3 separate regions of the Homo sapiens genome follow, and regions 1 and 2 are each linked to region 3. The links are chromatin contacts, found by Hi-C or POLR2A ChIA-PET in ENCODE. All regions are on one chromosome and are shown on one strand. The core of a region is the stretch at or near the end of the contact, and the rest is flanking DNA. Distances in the headings are between cores, read along the strand shown. Region 1 has its middle 90 kb from the start of LINC03055. Region 2 overlaps LINC03055 (long intergenic non-protein coding RNA 3055). Region 3 has its middle 58 kb from the start of LINC03055.

What was found. Hi-C counts contacts between places; a loop is a spot of excess contacts on that map. ChIA-PET counts read pairs that join two places held with the same protein, here RNA polymerase II (POLR2A). Pooled maps may share reads with other maps.
Region 1: a map of gastrocnemius medialis shows a loop between it and region 3 (5-fold over the local background). The contact joins two enhancer-like sites. A Hi-C loop is called at or near these places in 2 of 168 maps with a recorded cell type or tissue (IMR-90 and gastrocnemius medialis) and 2 of 50 pooled maps. POLR2A ChIA-PET finds 5 or more read pairs at or near these places in 1 of 52 experiments (OCI-LY7).
Region 2: a loop to region 3 is called in a pooled map, with 2.3 times the contacts of the local background. The contact joins two enhancer-like sites. A Hi-C loop is called at or near these places in 1 of 168 maps with a recorded cell type or tissue (HepG2) and 1 of 50 pooled maps. POLR2A ChIA-PET finds 5 or more read pairs at or near these places in 4 of 52 experiments (H1, MCF 10A, activated CD4-positive, alpha-beta T cell and 1 more).

What each region holds. Positions count from the first base shown.
Region 1 is chr6:6,974,092-6,977,783 of GRCh38, forward strand. No RefSeq gene overlaps it. Among named protein-coding and RNA genes, the nearest start is that of LINC03055, 90 kb to the left of the region's middle. Within about 2 kb of position 1,785, at least 6 of the 41 ENCODE cell types and tissues checked have a DNase peak (open chromatin) inside an H3K27ac peak, as active enhancers do; they include gastrocnemius medialis, where a contact is called at or near this core.
Region 2 is chr6:6,892,265-6,895,633 of GRCh38, forward strand. The region is part of intron 2 of LINC03055 (long intergenic non-protein coding RNA 3055); the gene reads left to right. Among named protein-coding and RNA genes, the nearest start is that of LINC03055, 8.3 kb to the left of the region's middle. Within about 2 kb of position 1,612, at least 7 of the 41 ENCODE cell types and tissues checked have a DNase peak (open chromatin) inside an H3K27ac peak, as active enhancers do.
Region 3 is chr6:6,941,757-6,945,051 of GRCh38, forward strand. No RefSeq gene overlaps it. Among named protein-coding and RNA genes, the nearest start is that of LINC03055, 58 kb to the left of the region's middle. Within about 2 kb of position 1,260, at least 6 of the 41 ENCODE cell types and tissues checked have a DNase peak (open chromatin) inside an H3K27ac peak, as active enhancers do; they include gastrocnemius medialis, where a contact is called at or near this core.

The sequences.
Region 1 (3,692 bases), core at 535-3,034, 33 kb after region 3:
GCTATTCAAAAGTTTTCTTCTCCTCCGTGAAACCAAGAGCAGCAGACTTCCTGCTTCAGGTCCAAAACTCTCTTGCAGCAATGATCACATTGACATGACTGTTTTCTTCTCAGGCCCTTTCCTAAGTTCCTTGAGGGCAAGAAATGTGTCTTTTTTTTTTCTTTTTTTGAGACAGAGTCTTGCTCTGTCGCCCAGGCTGGGGTGCAGTGGTGCGATCTCGGCTCACTGCAAGCTCCGCCTCCCGGGTTCACGCCATTCTCCTGCCTCAGTCTCCCGAGCAGCTGGGACTACAGGCCCCCGCCACCACGCCCAGCTAATTTTTTGTATTTTTAGTAGAGACGGGGTTTCACCGTGTTGGCCAGGATGGTCTCAATCTCTTGACCTCATGATCCACCTGCCTCAGCCTCCCAAAGTGTTCGGATTACAGGCGTGAGCCACTGCGCCCGGCCACGTCTTCTTAATCTCTTTATGACACGGAACATAACACCTCGTAAGGTCTCAGTGACTGACATGCAAAGAAAAAAATAACTGCGTCTGTTCAAGGCCAGAAGTAATTATACAATGCACCTGAGAATAACGTCTACCCACCAAGATTCACACTCTCTTATTTACACTATCACGAGTGACAAGCAACGTATAATCACTAGTGACATTTAATATATGAAGACTGCCATGTGCTAAGTATCCCAAAGAACATAGATTTTAGACACGATTGTTTTTCACTTCAGCTTACACATTAAAACTAGCTGGTGAGTCAGTATATCAAGGTCAAAAGAGTATTTCAAATATCAACTATTGCTCTTAGCCAACTACAAAAAATACATATCCGTGCTCAGTGCATGTGCTGCCTTGAGAAAAGTGAGGAAATGGAGACAGGAACGTCAGTCAGAAGAACACGTTCTTGGGAAGACTGTATAAAAGAAAAAGCCCTCAGAACCCTAGGAGAGGCCGGATGCGGTGTCTCATGCCTGTAATCCCAGCACTTTGGGAGGCAGAGGGGAGCAGATCACCCAAAGTCAGCAGTTCGAGACCAGCCTGGCCAACATGATGAAACCCCGTCTCTACTAAAAATACAAAAATCAGCCGGGCGTGATGGCGGGTGCATGTAATCCCAGCTACTCGGGAGACTGAGGCAGGAGCATCCCTTGAACCCGGGAGGCAGAGCTTGCAGTGAGCCAAGATCACACCACTGCACTCCAGCCTGGATGACAGAGCGAGACTCTGTCTCAAAAAAAAAAAAAAAGAACCCTAGGAGGAACTACCCTCCCACTTGGCACAATTCATGTCTCCATAGCCAGTGAGTATAAGAAGAAGATGCTGAAATACAAAGTACAGGAGAGTTACCTAGAAGTTCTTGAACTTAAAAATCTTTCCTGGATGATGGCCCTAATGTGATATGGTGCAAAGTTGGTGCCTATTGACCAAAGGGGAAGTGCCTACAGTTCTGCAGGTCAAGGTCATGAACTTTCTCTCCACGGTTTCCAGTCCAAATTAGGTTGCTCCATATAATCCTGGAACACAACCTATTTTAGTCTCCTCTAGTTCCAGTTTCTTTTTTTTTTTTTTGATGTGAGACCAAGTTCCATAGTAGTAGATAAAGAGTTGCAAAAGAATCCTCAACCCTTATCTTTTAGTCCCCAAATTAGACTGGGCCTAACCTCCTTGGTAGCTTCTTAAGTACCATTATCAAAGAGACAAATAAGAAACCTCAGGCTGAAGACAGATTCACCAGTGGAGCCAAAGTTATCATCGGAAGTGGCGTTCTCTCCCATGGGAGGGCCAGGGCAGTAAAGGGTCAGGAACAGGAAGCTCCTATACAAGAGCCTTGTTCTGGCTTCACCTCTGCTAGTAGAGAAACATACAGCACCTGCTCACAGCCCATTGCAGTTGGCACAGGGCTTTCTTGTGCATCATCAGCTTTTATTTTAAGCCTCTCAGCTTCCCTTGATAAATACAACGTAGTCAGTGCCGTGTGACAGAATCACGTGGAGCCAAGCAGAGGGTCACTTCAAAAACAAGCAGAGGGTCACTTCAAAAACAATCGTTCTGACTGGGTGCGGTGGCTCATGCCTGTAATCCCAACAATTTGGGAGGCTGAGGTGGGTGGATCACCTGAGTCCAGAAGTTTGAGACCAGCCTAGGCAACACAGTAAAATCCCAACTCTGCAAAAAATTAGCTGGGGGTGGTCGTGTGCACCTGTAGTCCCAGCTACTCAGGAGGCTGAGGTAAGAGGATCCATTGAGCCCAGGAGTCTAAAGCTGCAGTGAGCCGTGATCGTGTCACTGCACTCCAGCCTGGGCAACAGAGCAAGACTCTGTCTCCATCAATCAATCTATTTTTAAAAAGTGTTCTGCTTGTCACTGGCAAGCACAACATCAGCCACGCTTTAAAAACCTCTCTAAAACAGCCACATGGAACTAAATTCTCCCTTTCTTCTACCCCAGAACTTTAGGGGAAGAGAGGAGGTGATGTACCACTGGTTCCAAAACCTAATCAGAAAGAATCTGTTCCTAGGCAGGAGAGGTGGCTCATGCTTATTAATCCTAGCACTTTGGGAGGCCGAGGCGGGCAGATGGCTTGAGCTCAGGAGTTCAAGACCAGCCTGGCTAACATCGCAAAACTCTGTCTCTACTAAAACTACAAAAAAATGAGCTGGGCGTGGTGGTGTGTGCCTGTAATCCCAGCCACTCAGGAGGCTGAGGCAGGAGAATTGCTTGAACCTGGGAGGCAGTGGTCACAGTGAGCCGAGATCACGCCACTGTACTCCAGCCTGGGTGACAGAGTAAGATTCTGTCTCAAAAAAAAAGAATCTGTTCCATTTTCAGACACTTACTGAGCACCTTTACATACCACCTTCCAGATGCCTGCACAGTTTGTTATAAGAATTTTAACTTGCATAATAAGTATATACTTATTTGATTTCAAAGCAAAGCAAAGGGTAAAAACTTAGATTAAGGAATAATTTTTCCTAATAAGTTCAACAAACATTTGGAATAAGTGAGGAAATTAACTTTGTTATTGAATATATAACTGCTATGTCACATTTGCACAGAAAGCCACAAGTCTGGTCCAAGGAATTTATTTGTTACAAGATCACTTTCAATAGAGCAGGGAGAGTTTGGTTTCTGTTTGGTCAAATATTTCTATGTATTAGAGTTCAAAGTGGGCACAGTGACTCACTCCTGTAATCCCCACATTTTGGGAGTCTGAGGCAGGAGGATCTCTTGAGCCCAGAGTTTGAGACCAGTCTGGGCAACAGAGTGAAACCCATTCTCTAAAAAAAAAAAGAAAGAAAAGAAAAGAAAAATGTATATACACAAAAATTAGCTGGGTATGGTGCTGCACGCCTATAGTCTCAGCTACTCAGGAGGCTGAGGTGGGAGGATCACTTGGGCCCAGGAAGTTGAGACTGCACTGAGCCATGACTGTGCCACTGCACTCCAGCCTGAGCAGCAACAGAGTGAGACCCTGTCTTAAAAAAAAAAAAAAAAAAAAGTTCAAAATGAATCCTAAACCTAAAGCTGTTTGGTGAGAAAACTTGAAGAAAAGAGATTTTTGTTTGGCACGTAACCTGTTATATATGGCCATTGCACATTTTACACGGTGTTCCTGTTGTTTCCCTATAGCTTTAATCGAGCAGCTGAAGGTGCCCAATAAATTACCACACATATTAAAAAGGTGCCTATCATGG
Region 2 (3,369 bases), core at 362-2,861, 49 kb before region 3:
TGCGAGGGTCCTTCCCTTTCTGCCCACAGCAGCAGATCTGGGCCCACGTTGAAGACAAGCCCTCACTGCACTTGGGCAGCTATAATTTACCAGGCACGTCAAGGGTTGGGAAAGCTGTGACTAACAAGTCTAGCTTGTGCAAGACTCATCCTCTTACCTCTCTCTCACCATCACATCCCCAGCCCCACTAAAGAGTAGGATTCTGGCTGAGTCTTTGGCTAAGATGACAAATGGCAGCCCCTCTTGTTGAGACATCCTAACTCACACCGCTGGATCCGGAAGATGCACACAAACTCCACTTTTGCTAGCTTGCAGCCCCAAGGGTGTTCCAGAAAGTAGACCTTTATAACAGAACAGCTTCCTGGACTACAGGCATTGCTGTATCACTGCATCCAGGCCATAATTCTGATTGCCCCCTGTAAACCGGGAAACTCACTCCTCAGGATGCCCACCTTGCTGTTTGCCATCATGGAAATGCACTGAAGTGGCTCACCTACATTGTTACAGATAAACCACGGGCCACAGTTGCAGCACTCTTCTCAGGGTGTGGAGGGGAAATGACATCTATTCTTTGATTAATGTTGTCTCTCTCTGTCCCCAGAGTCAGTAAACAAACAAGCTGTCCTTGGAGCAAGCAAGCGCTTCCCTTTCGGCATCTCCCCCTCTCTGAGCGGCAGCCCTGCAAGTGAGGCCAATAGCCGTCCCTCAGCTGTGTACAGGACAGGCATTCTTGGACCTCAGAGTCCTGCAGTAGCATTTTGAGGACGCCAAGTTATTGATGGGGACAGGTGCTCATAATTCAGCATAACCCACCCAAGCCGTGTTTCACTTTTTCTGGAAACCTCTTGATTTAGGAATGAAAGCCCCTGGCTCCCCCTGGGCTGGGCTGGCCAGTAAACATCTCAGTCTGAGTTTGCCGAGGTGGGTTGCTAAATTTAATTGCCAGTTTCCACACCATGTGATGGTGTGTGACAGGCCAGCTCACCCTGTGAGTTAGCCAAGGGGTTTTAAATAAATGCTTTCTGACGGAAAGGATGATAAAGGTTCCTATTATTCACCAGTGAGCCTGGAGACTGAGCTGGTCCGGTTTTTACGACTGAGGCACAGCAATGTCAATCTCATGCTCTCTGTCACTACTTCCCACTGTGGCTTGACTAGGACAGCCTTAAGCGGCCTGCAGAAAGAGCTCCAGCCGGGTAGTCAGGAGACCTTTGCCAGCCCGATCCGTCCAAGGTTTCTGTGACCTTGGAAGGCAAATAGCTCTATGGGCCAGCGTCAGCCTCTGCGTCTGCAGAGAGGAGTGCTTCACAGGTCATGCTTGGGGCTTTCAGGAAGCATGTAATAGATATGCAAAGGCATTGCTGTTGGTGAAACATCCGTGGAACACCAGGCAACAAACCACTAAAAGCAGCATTTTTCTTGCTCCGATCCTTTAAAATATCGATGGAGATAAACTGATGCTGCTATTTGTGTTTTCCTTGACTATTTCCTTACGAAGCCCTGCAGTCACCGAATGCTCACTCAACCTTCCTTCAAAAGTGATTCAACGTGTGGCCTGAGAAGCGGCAGCATCAGCCTCACCTGGGCGTTGGTGAGAACGGCAGCATCTTGGCCTCTCCTGCTGAATCAGAGCGCGCTGCTTAACACGCTCCCGGGTGACTCGTACGTAGTCAGTGCTGGGAAGCGCTGGTCTACAGTCATGTTTCTCAAGCTTGAATGCACATCCGAATCCCCCGGAAGGTTTGCTAAAGCCTTGCTGGGCCCCACCCCCACGTTTCTGATTCAGCAGGTGTGGGTCGGGGTCTGCGAACTTGCATTTTTAGAAAGTTTTCTGGTGATGGTGATGCCTCTGGTCCAGGACCACACTTTGAGAACTTCTGGTCTTTCTTGAGCAGCTGTTTAGTGATACCTTCATTCCCACGTCACTAAGGGTGCATAACGTCTCTTCGTTATGTACTCTGGCTTCCTCAATCCCTGGAATTACTGTGGTATCCTCGTGATATATCTTCATTTCTTCCTCTTTAATCATCCTTGATCTCCCCCTTGATTTCAATATGTGTTTATCTCTCTTTCATTAGGAAGCTCTAGACACAGAAAACCAGACAGCTCGGTGCTGTGCAAAAATGGGAGGATTTCATGAAAATCCTACTTTTTTCTCCCATGTAGTTGTTTTAAAATTCCACTTGTTTTTTGTTTGTTTGTTTGAGATGGAGTCTCTCTCTGTCGCCCAGGCTGGAGTGCAGTGGCGCACTCTCCGCTCACTGCAACCTCCACATCCCGGGTTCAAGCAACTCCCCTGCCTCAGCTTCCTGAGTAGCTGGGATTACAAGCGCCCGCCACACGCCCAGCTAATTTTTGCATTTTTAGTAGAGATGGAGTTTTGCCATGTTGGCCAGGCTGATCTCAAACTCCTGACCTCGGGTGATCCACCCACCTTGGCCTCCGAAAATACTGGGATTCTAGGCGTGAGCCACTGCGCCCAGCCCAAATTCCACTTGTTTCTTTTTTTCAGCCAGAGTTATACACTGCTGGCCCATAAGGAACTTGTTACGATGTGACTACTACAGAATAACCAAATCGATTTGCTGCAGTACAATTTTTTTTATTTTTAAACCGCACAAGCAATATAGTGACACATTGGATTAAAGCAATCAACACTGGGCCGGGCACAGTGACTCACGCCTATAATCCCAGCACTTTGAGACACCGAGGCGGGTGGTTCGCATGAGCCCAGGAGTTTGAGACCAGCCTGGGCAACATGGAAAAACCCCATCTCTACAATAAAATACAAAAATTAGCCTGGTGTGGTGGCGTGCACCTGTGGTCTCAGCTACTCGGGAGGTTGAGGCTGGAGGATTGCTTAAACCCGTGAGGCGGAAGTTGCAGTGAACTGAATTTGCACCACTGCACTCCAGCCTAGGTGACAGAGCAAGACCCTGTCTCCAGAAAAAAAATAAACACTGAAGAATAATGAACTAAACCTTTATGCCCCACACCCCCCCCATCTCCTAGTCCACGCTCCTCCTCAGAGTTAATAAACATTGGCAGCTAGGTGTGTGTCTTCCATGCCTTTCTATATGCATATATATACCTACACATTTACATGCAGAAATATGTTTTGGATTTAAAAAAAATTACAAGTACTGTTAATAAAACTTCCTTTTATTAATAAACAATATTTTTCAGAGATGATTTCAAATCAATAAATAGACTACATTCTTTTTAAGGCTGCATGGCAGCCAGGTACAGTGGCTCAGTGCCTTGGGAGGCTGGGGCTGGAGGATTGACGCCAGGAGTTTGAGACCAGCCTGGTCAACATAGAGAGACCCTATCTTTACAAAAAATAAAAAAAATTTACCAGGTATGGTT
Region 3 (3,295 bases), core at 10-2,509:
TAGAGGTGGCGTCTTGCTATGCTGCCCAGTCTGAACTTGAACTCCTGGCCTCAAGTGATCCCATACCTTGGCCTCCCAAAGTGCTGGGATTAGAGGGGTGAGGGACCTTACCCAGCCTTAAGTGTTTTCTTGATGCTGCTCTGTATTGTTTAATTGTTTTGATCAATATGTGGTACTTTTCTGATTATTTTAAAATACCATAAAAAGCTGAGACAATTGTGTACCAGTTATAAAGAGGACTGCACATTTTTTATACTCGTTATCCAAAGCAGCAGCGCACAGGCAGAGTGAAAAATCCAGCCACAGCTGTGTGATTTAGAGGACAGTCCAACGCTCCAGGTCCCTCTTGCTGTCAGACAGCACCAGGTCACCAGACCTAAATGCCCCAACAATGCCTGAGTCTGCAGTGCTGAGAGGGTACCCGTGTCCAGCTTGGGAGGCCCACCTTTTCACTCCAAGGTCACACTGCAGGTCCCCAGGCCTTTGGCCCCAGATGTACCTGTCCCTTAACTTTCCCTTAAAATCAAATCTTAGGTTCTTACAAACCACCCCAATAAACTCAAAACTCGTGTTATGAAATTCCTTTACTAGTAAATATGCTGTCACTTGGAGACATTTTGCTTACTCCAGGCTGTACATTGGTTAAAGGCCTTCCACTCATCCTTGCCGTCTCTTCTTGAGGAATCACCTGCTGCAGACTTGGCTAATCATAAACCAAGGGGAAAAAAGTCAGAATTCACAACAGTGTTCACTTTAAAAGTTTAAAAAAAAAATGTGAGAGGAGAGGTGGGTATTACAATTTACCTCATCCGCGTGATTATTCACTTGTTGAATTGAAATTGAAGGGAAATTTGCGACTTGCACAAAGACAGGAACCTCTGCTGGAGACTTCCATCTGGGGAGCAGATTTATAAGCCTTTGGAGATGCGGAATAACTTTCCTGTAATGAAGCGCAAGCAAGACCACCCCCTCCAAATGGCGTGTAGGGCCCAGGGAAAGCTAAAATGCACAAAGACACCCAGACGGGAGGGTTTGAGAGGCGTCAGGGTTGAAACCTGAATAAAGCCAACCTTTTAAAAGTGAGTTCGTAGAAATGAGCTGTTCTGTACGTGCTGTTGTTTTTTTTGTTTTGTTTTGTTTTGTTTTGTTTTTTAATGACTTCTCAACCAGGCGGCTGCTTAGGGCTTTGAAAGCTCAATTTGAAATACAGGGAAGGAAGTGACAGAGCGTGATGCAGCCAGGCAGGTGCCTGTCTCAAGTGGAACATGGGCAGACCGTTGCAGAAGAGCGGGAGGGCTGGCAGGAGCCCCAGTGTCGTGCCGGAGCGGCTGGCTGCGCTCTCCACAGCCTCCCCTACAAACCACATGTTGGCCAGTAAACAGAAAGACCAACCGCTTGACGTGTCCTGAAATGGAATTACCAGTGGGCGATATAATAGCAAGATTCAAAGCAGGAAGCAAATAGCTTTTTCTACAAGTTTATTGTCAGAAACATTTTTCCACTCATTTTTTTTTTTTTTGCTTTGCTTTTGCAATACAGTAATGAAGGAGGACCCCAAAATGCTATTCTGGGGAACTGGAAAGAGTATTAATTCTCAGTGCTAAAGATGACACAGACCACAAAAATAAAAACAAAATACAAAAATAAATAAACAAGATTGAAAGGAGGGACTGGAATAGATATTTGTACCTCCATGATCACAGCAGCATTATTCACAACGTGGATGAACATTGAAGACATTATGCTCAGTGAAACAAAAGGGCAAATACTACATGATTCCACTTGTATGAGGTCCCTAGGAGTAAACTCACAGAGACAGGAAGTAGAATGGGGGCTGCCAGGGGCTGGGGGAGGGAGAATGGGGAGTTGGTGTTTAATGGGTACAGAGTTTCAGTTTGGGAACATGAAAAAGTTCTAGAGATAGATGGTGGTGATGGCTGCACAACATGGTGAATGTACTTAGTGCCACTGAGCTGTACACTCAGAAATGGTTAAGATGGTAAAATGCATGTTACATATGTTTTACCACAATAAAAAAATAATCAGGCCACACACAGTAGTCATGCTTGTAATCCCAGCACTTTAGGAGGCCAAGATGGGAGGATCACTTGAGCCCAGGAGTTCAAGACCAGCCTGGGCAACATTGGGAGACCTCGTCTCTACTTTTTTTTTTTTTTTCACATTTTACAACTAAATCTTTATTAAATAATTATTTCACAAGTTAGTAATATAATTATTCTTTTTTTTTTTTTTTGAGACGGAGTCTCGCTCTGTCGCCCAGGCTGGAGTGCTGTGGCACGATCTCGGCTCACTGCAAGCTCTGCCTCCTGGGTTCATGCCATTCTTCTGCCTCAGCCTCCCGAGTAGCTGGGACTACAGGCGCCCACCACCACGCCCAGCTAATTTTTTGTATTTTTTAGTACAGATGGGGTTTCACCATGTTAGCCAGGATGGTCTAGATCACCTGACCTCATGATCCGCCCGCCTCGGCCTCCCAAAGTGCTGGGATTACAGGCGTAAGCCACCATGCCCGGCCTTTATTGATATTCTTCTTCAGGTACTAGACTTCCTATGCATCCTAAACTGACTTTTTTATTATTATTATTATACTTTAAGTTCTAGGGTACATGTGCACAATGTGCATGTTTGTTACATAGGTATACATGTGCCATGTTGCTTTGCTGCACCCATTAATTCCTCATTTACATTAAGTATTTCTCCTAATGCTATCCCTCCCCCATCCCCCCACCCCACGACAGGCCCGAGTGTGTGATGTTCCCCACCCTGTGTCCAAGTGTTCTCATTGTTCAATTCCCACTTATGAGTGAGAACATGCGGTGTTTGGTTTTCTGTCCTTGTGATAGTTTGCGGAGAATGATGGTTTCCAGCTTCATCCATGTCCCCACAAAGGACATGAACTCATCCTTTTTTATGGCATGGTGTATATGCGCCACATTTTCTTAATCCAGTCTATCACTGATGGACATTTGGGTTGGTTCCAAGTCTTTGCTATTGTGAATAGTGCCGCAATAAACATACGTGTGCATGTGTCTTTATAGCAGCATGATTTATCATCCTTTGGGTATATACCCAGTAATGGGATCACAGGGTCAAATAGTATTTCTAGTTCTAGATCCTTGAGGAATTGCCACACTGTCTTCCACAATGGCTGAACTAGTTTACAGTCCCACCAGCAGCATAAAAGCGTTCCTATTTGTCCACATCCTCTCCAGCACCTGTTGTTTCCTGACTTTTTAATGATCGCCATTCTAACTGGTGTGAGATGGTATCCCAT